Linked DNA regions of Homo sapiens: region 2 is linked to region 1. A link is an interaction called in ENCODE POLR2A ChIA-PET data of the cell type or tissue named here. Cell type or tissue: GM12878. All regions are shown on one strand. Links, peaks and the distances in the headings refer to the core of each region. The heading gives the core; the rest is flanking DNA. Region 1 has its middle 55 kb from the start of ERO1B. Region 2 overlaps ERO1B (endoplasmic reticulum oxidoreductase 1 beta).

Region 1 (2,917 bases), core at 125-2,624:
AGGCTGAAGTGCAGTGGCGCAATCTCAGCTCACTTCAACCTCCGCCTCCCGGGTTCAAGTGATTCTCCTGCTTCAGCCTCCTGAGTAGCTGGGGTTACAGGTGTGTGCCTCCATGCCTGGCTAATTTTTGTATTTTTAGTAGAGACAGGGTTTCTCCATGTTGTCCAGGCCGGCTCCAACTCCTGACCTAAAGTTATCCGCCCCCCTGGGCCTCCCAAAGTGCTGGGACCACAAGTGTGCACCACCATGCCTAGCCTATCTGATCCTTCTTGATATCTGATCAAACTCCTTATCCCCCACCCTCAATATCTTGTCACCCTTGCCTGCCTTACACAGTAATCCTGCCAAGGTGGTTTAGCCGGAATCCCAACTTATCCCTGGTGTTTTCTCTTAGTAATTTTCCCTCCACTGACACTCACCATACTCCTTGGCTATAAATTTCCACTGGTCCTTGTATTCAGGGTTGAGCCCTGTTTCTCTCCCTTACTACAAAACCCCATTGTCAGAGCCCACCTTGAATAAAGTCTCCCTTACCATCTTTAACAAGAGTTGTGACTAATTTTTTCTTTACAAGTCAAAAGATTGCCAATGGAAAAATGTGACTGAAACATGACCTCCTATAATGGACATGTATTGGGTTTGCTAAACCAATATACTTTTCTTGTCCCTCTGGGGTACTACCATCCCCAGCTGCAGGTGGTCTTAGTGGAACTTAGTGAATGTGGACAAGTGAATCAGAGTAGGCCAAAATTAAAAGTCTGTTCTGAAATTGAACCTTGAGGATTCAAACCAAGAATGAAAAGGGACTGTTGGTGTTCCATTATTCTGATGACCCATTGATTCTTGCTTTCTTGGTCCCTAGATCTTCCAAACTTCCTTTCTTTCTTATGTTTTATTTTTTTAGAGACAGGGTCTTGCTCTGTTGCCCACACTGGAGTGCAGTGGCTCCATCATAGCTCACTGCTGCTGCCTCAACCTCCCAGGCTCAGGCGATTCTCCCACCTCAGCCTCCTGAGTAGCTGGGACTACAGGTGCATGCCACCATGCCCAGCTAATTAAAAAAAATTTGTAGAGACGGGGTTTCACAATGTTGCCCAGGCTGGTCTCAAACTCTTGGGCTCAGGGGATCCTCCTACCTTGGCCTCCTAAAGTGTTGAGGCTACAGGCGTGAATCACCTGGCCCAGCCACTTCCTGCCTTTCTGAAGATAATGACCACTTGTTTGAGTCTATTGTTTGCAGAGTGTCTCTATAATGACCTCTGCGGGCCAAGGTGTGGAGCATATGATAAACCTCTGTAAGTTTTTAAAAGATGCCTTTGTCCCTGTCGTACATGACCATTCAAGATAGAAGGGTCGGGTGTGGGTGGGAGATGATTGAAAAAAGGTGAAGTTCTAGCTACTGGGTAGGCTTACTGAGCGTGTGATGGTGGGGGAGGAGCAACACTCAGGTACCTGGAGAGGGAACACCCTTGACCCCAAGTGGTGTCGGGGAGGGATTGATGTTAATGATCTTTTGCCTTTCAGAAATGTACCTCAAGCCATCCTCACCTAGGAAAATGCCCTGGTGCAGGTCTCCTAAACCCTGACAAGCCCTTGACATTTAACTGACTATTGTACCTCCCATCCCCTGCCAGATAGCTCTAACCATGGTTTGATTGTCATGCCTCTTCATCTGACCAAAAAGGCCACTGCAGGGGATGGCCCAACTCCTGCACCTCCCACACAAAACACCTGTCAACACCTGTGGTCATCTTCCCCACCCTATTTCTGTAGATGTTGCTTGGTCATCCCTTGGGTAGATGAACACTGCCTGGTTGGTGATGTGGACAAACTGGATAAACTGGACTTGAAGCAAAACAAGGACTAGACTCAATTATTCACACTAAGCTGGGAACTCTAGGGTTTTCAGCCTGCCAGGAAGCCATGTTGGAGGCACTCAACCTATGCCCTTCAACTGATATGGGTCTTACTTGGGGGATCCCAACAGTTGTTACTTTTTTTCCCAGGGGCACCATGTGGTCCCCTGACACTGCACTTCTGGTGTGGAAGCTATGCATTAATTTGTCTTCCTTCCAAAATACATGGATTTGTATTTTAGGGGTGGGCCTAAGAGACCTTAAGAGTATTTAAGAAAACACCACGAGGGAATTAAGTAGCCCTAAGGTAACTGCAGAGATCTCTCCAAAATGAAGCTATTCTTGGTGTCTTGGGGGAAACTTCCAGGGGGATAACTGACCCATTTTATTTATTTATTTATTTATTTATTCATTTATTTATTTATTTTTCGAGACAGAGTCTCACTCTGCTGCCCAGGCTGGAGTGCGGTGGTGCTATCTCAGCTCACTGCAACCTCTGCCTCCCAGGTTCAAGGGATTCTCCTGCCTCAACCTCCTGAGTAGCTGAGATTACAGGCATGCGCCGCCACGCCCAGCTAATTTTTGTATTTTTAGCAGAGACAGGATTTCACCATGTTGGCTAGGCTGGTCTTGAACTTCTGACCTCAGGTGATCTGCCTGCCTTGGCCTCCCAAAGTGCTGGGATTACAGATGTGAGCCACCATGCCCAGCCAAGCGACCCATTTTAATGCACACATTACAGTCTGTTTTCTCTACCATGGGAGTCATCTAGTTAGAAAAAGTGGTACAAATTTGTCCCCGACTTTAATTATCACCACTTTGGACCTGTCAGGTCAACCTGGACGCATCAGCCAGGTGTCAGAATTGCTCTCGGTTTCTTTCTTGTGGGCCAAGGCAGAGACTGTGCCTCACTAATACGTCCTGCTGCACCTGGGCTAATGCCTCAAGCCACGTGGAGAGGTCAGTACAGAACCTTAGTGATAATGATGGTTTATGAGATTTGTTTAGCTGGGTTGGTCCAGGATCTTGGGGCAAATGGTTGAGGTCAATACTGTAAGTTG
Region 2 (2,917 bases), core at 106-2,605, 62 kb after region 1:
TACCTAGCACACACTTTTCTCGTGTATTCATATGATTCACTCTGTTAGATTTCTGCTAAAGTGTCACTTTATCTGACATCTCTTGTCTTAAATGTCCCTGACCACACAAATATAAAAGAGAAACATTCTATCCTCACCAAATTCCTGTCACCCTTTGCTTAAAACTCCCCATTGGCTTCCTGTCTCACATGGTGTCATCCAAAAATATATTTGGTCTTTATTTCTGATTGCTGACATAGAGCCCTTTAAAACCCTTGGAATTTGAGTCATAGGAGTGCCTTTTGTTACTCATAATGAGCCCCTTTCAATCACACTTGTGTTTATAGTAATGAAATGACTTAAGACGGGGACCCTACATAGATAGCCTCAGGATTGGGGGCTGGTCACCACAAAGACCCAAGTGATTAGAAAGTTGAAACTTTTGGCCCCACCAATCTGCAGGAAGGGGAGAGGTGGGTGCTGGAGATTTAGCTCCGTAAGAACTCTTGAACAACTTGATTTGATGAGCTTCCGGGTTGGGGAATACATTGACTTATTGGGAGGGTGGCATGTTGAGAGAGGCACGGAGGCTCTGCACATCCCTCTGCCTTAGTAGCTTGCCCAATGCATCTCTTCCATTTGGTTATTACTGAGTTGTATCCTTTATAATTGATAACTGTAAGTAAAGTGTCTTTCTGAGTTCTGTGAGCCATTCTGGCAAATTATCAAACCTGCAATGGAAGTGCTAGGAACCCACAATTGATAGCCAGTCAGAAGAACAAGTGGCTCAGGACCTGAGATTTGTGTCAGGAGTGGGGCCATCTTGTGGGACTCAGCCCTTAATTTGTAGGTCTGCACTGATGGTGGATAGTGTCAGAATTGAATTGTTGGACACCACCCAGTTGGTCTCAGAGTTGGAGAATTGGTTGGTGTGAGAAAATAACTCAGATTCAGTAAAAGCTAAAATCTTATAGTGGTCTAATTCTCCTTCTTGCCTATTGTATAGTCCTCCTTATTCCTCAAAAACATGGGGCAAGCTTACTGCATTAGGATCTTTGCACTCACTCCCAATGCCTGGAATGCTGTCCCCCCAGATACCTGCATGTCTTGCTCCTTGCCAAAATTTCATGACACCTTCTGTAACTGTCCTATTTTAAATGGTTAGCAGCCCCAGTTCTGCAGTCTGTTTCCAGTCCTTAGTTTTATCTATATCACTTTATTACCATCTGACATTCTGTACTTTGTTCATTCATTTTGCACCCCCTTTTCCCTATGAGAATGTAAACTCCTTGAGGGCAGAGATTTTTGTCTGTCTTTTTTTTTTCTTCTAATTTTATATCCCCAGCACTTAAAGCAGTGCAAATCTTATGTTGGGCCTCAGTAAATAGGCTGAATTAATGAATAAGTGAATGGAAGATAGATGCAAATAAATTATTCAGAATGAAATCTAAAGAGACAATGGGATAATAAATATTAAAGAGAACTTAAGATACCTGGAGAATAGAGTGAGAATGTCTAATACATCTAATTGGAGTTCTAAAAGAATATAATAGAATAGGGAAGAAGCAGTATTGATTTCTGCAGATGAGTATGAAGAAGATAACCTAACAGAAAAGTGAATCAAAGATATAAATAGACATTTTACACAAGAAGAAATATAAATGTGTCATAAAACATATGAACATTGTACCTTCTTAGTGCAAATAAGAAAAAAGATAATCTTTCATGCTAACTAGATTGGCAAAAATTAAAGCATAGATTAATATTAAATATTGATGAGGATATGGGCTGGCACAGTGGCTCACACCTGCAATCCCAGCACTTTGAGAGGCTGAGGCAGGCGGATCACTGGAGGCCAGGAGTTTGAGACCAGCCTGGCCAACATGGTGAAACGCTGTCTCTACTAAAAATACAAAAATTAGCTGGGCATGGTGGCATGTGCCTGTAGTCCCAGCTACTCGGGAGGCTGAGGCACGAGAATCACTTGAACCCAGGAAGCGGAGGTTTCAGTGAGCCAAGACTGTGATCCTGCGCTCTTGCTTGGGTGACAGAGTGAGACTCTGTCTCAAAAAAAAAAAAAAAAAAAAATAGGATATGGCTCAACAGTAAGTCCCATTCATTGTTGAGGGGCTGATAAATTGGTAAAACTGTTTTGGAAATCATTTTGCCATTTCCTGAAAAAGCTGAACATATACTTTCAGCGGTTCTATTCCTAAGCATATAACCTGGAGAAACTCTTTTTTTTTTTTTTTTTTTTTCTTTTGAGACAAGGTCTCGCTCTTTTCCCCAAGCTGGAGTGCAGTGGTGTGATTTTGGCTCACTGCAACCTCGACCCCCTGAGTTCAGGTGATCCTCCCATCTCAGCCTCTTGAGTAGCTGGGACTACAGATGCTCACCACCAGACCTGGCTAATTTTTGTACTTTTGTAGAGACAGGGTTTTGCCATGTTGCCCAGGCTGGACTCAATTCTCCTGTGTCCGCCTCCCAAAGTGCTAAGATTACAGGTGTGAGTCATTGTGCCTGGCCCAACCTGGAGAAACTCTTGCATGTGTTTTTACACCAGAATATGTGCCCAGAAACATTTGTGTAGCAATGTTCTTTAGCCAAATCTGAAAACAATCTAAATTTGGATTGTGGTAATTTTCTATTGCTGTTGTGACAAATTGCCACAAATATAATGACTTAAAAACAATATAAATTTATTATGCTGTAGTTCTGGGGGCCAGAATTCTGAAAATGGGATTTACAGGGTTAAAATCAAGATGTCAGCAAGGTTGCATTTCCTTCTGGAGGCTTCTTTTCAAGCTTCTAGGTATTGTCATGATTTTTGGCTTATGACCTCTTTATTCCTTCATCTTCAGAGCCAGCAGTATAGCATCTTCCAGTCTCTCTCTGACTCTGACACTCCCGCCTTCCTCTCTCATAAAGAACTCATCTC

What was found. ChIA-PET counts read pairs that join two places held together with the same protein. Peaks named below come from ENCODE experiments on the same cell type or tissue, not always from the same donor. Only the 100,000 strongest peaks of a DNase experiment are listed, where the experiment ranks them.
Region 2: POLR2A ChIA-PET joins it to region 1 with 7 read pairs; 6 of 35 experiments call an interaction of 5 or more read pairs at or near these places.

The regions. Positions count from the first base shown.
Region 1 is chr1:236,335,180-236,338,096 of GRCh38, reverse strand. No RefSeq gene overlaps it. Among named protein-coding and RNA genes, the nearest start is that of ERO1B, 55 kb to the right of the region's middle. In GM12878, for the core only: no CTCF peak of the experiment used is centred there; no DNase peak of the experiment used is centred there.
Region 2 is chr1:236,273,131-236,276,047 of GRCh38, reverse strand. All of the region lies in intron 1 of ERO1B (endoplasmic reticulum oxidoreductase 1 beta), which reads left to right. Among named protein-coding and RNA genes, the nearest start is that of ERO1B, 7.4 kb to the left of the region's middle. In GM12878, for the core only: no CTCF peak of the experiment used is centred there; no DNase peak of the experiment used is centred there; H3K4me3 peaks cover 506 bases; H3K27ac peaks cover 410 bases.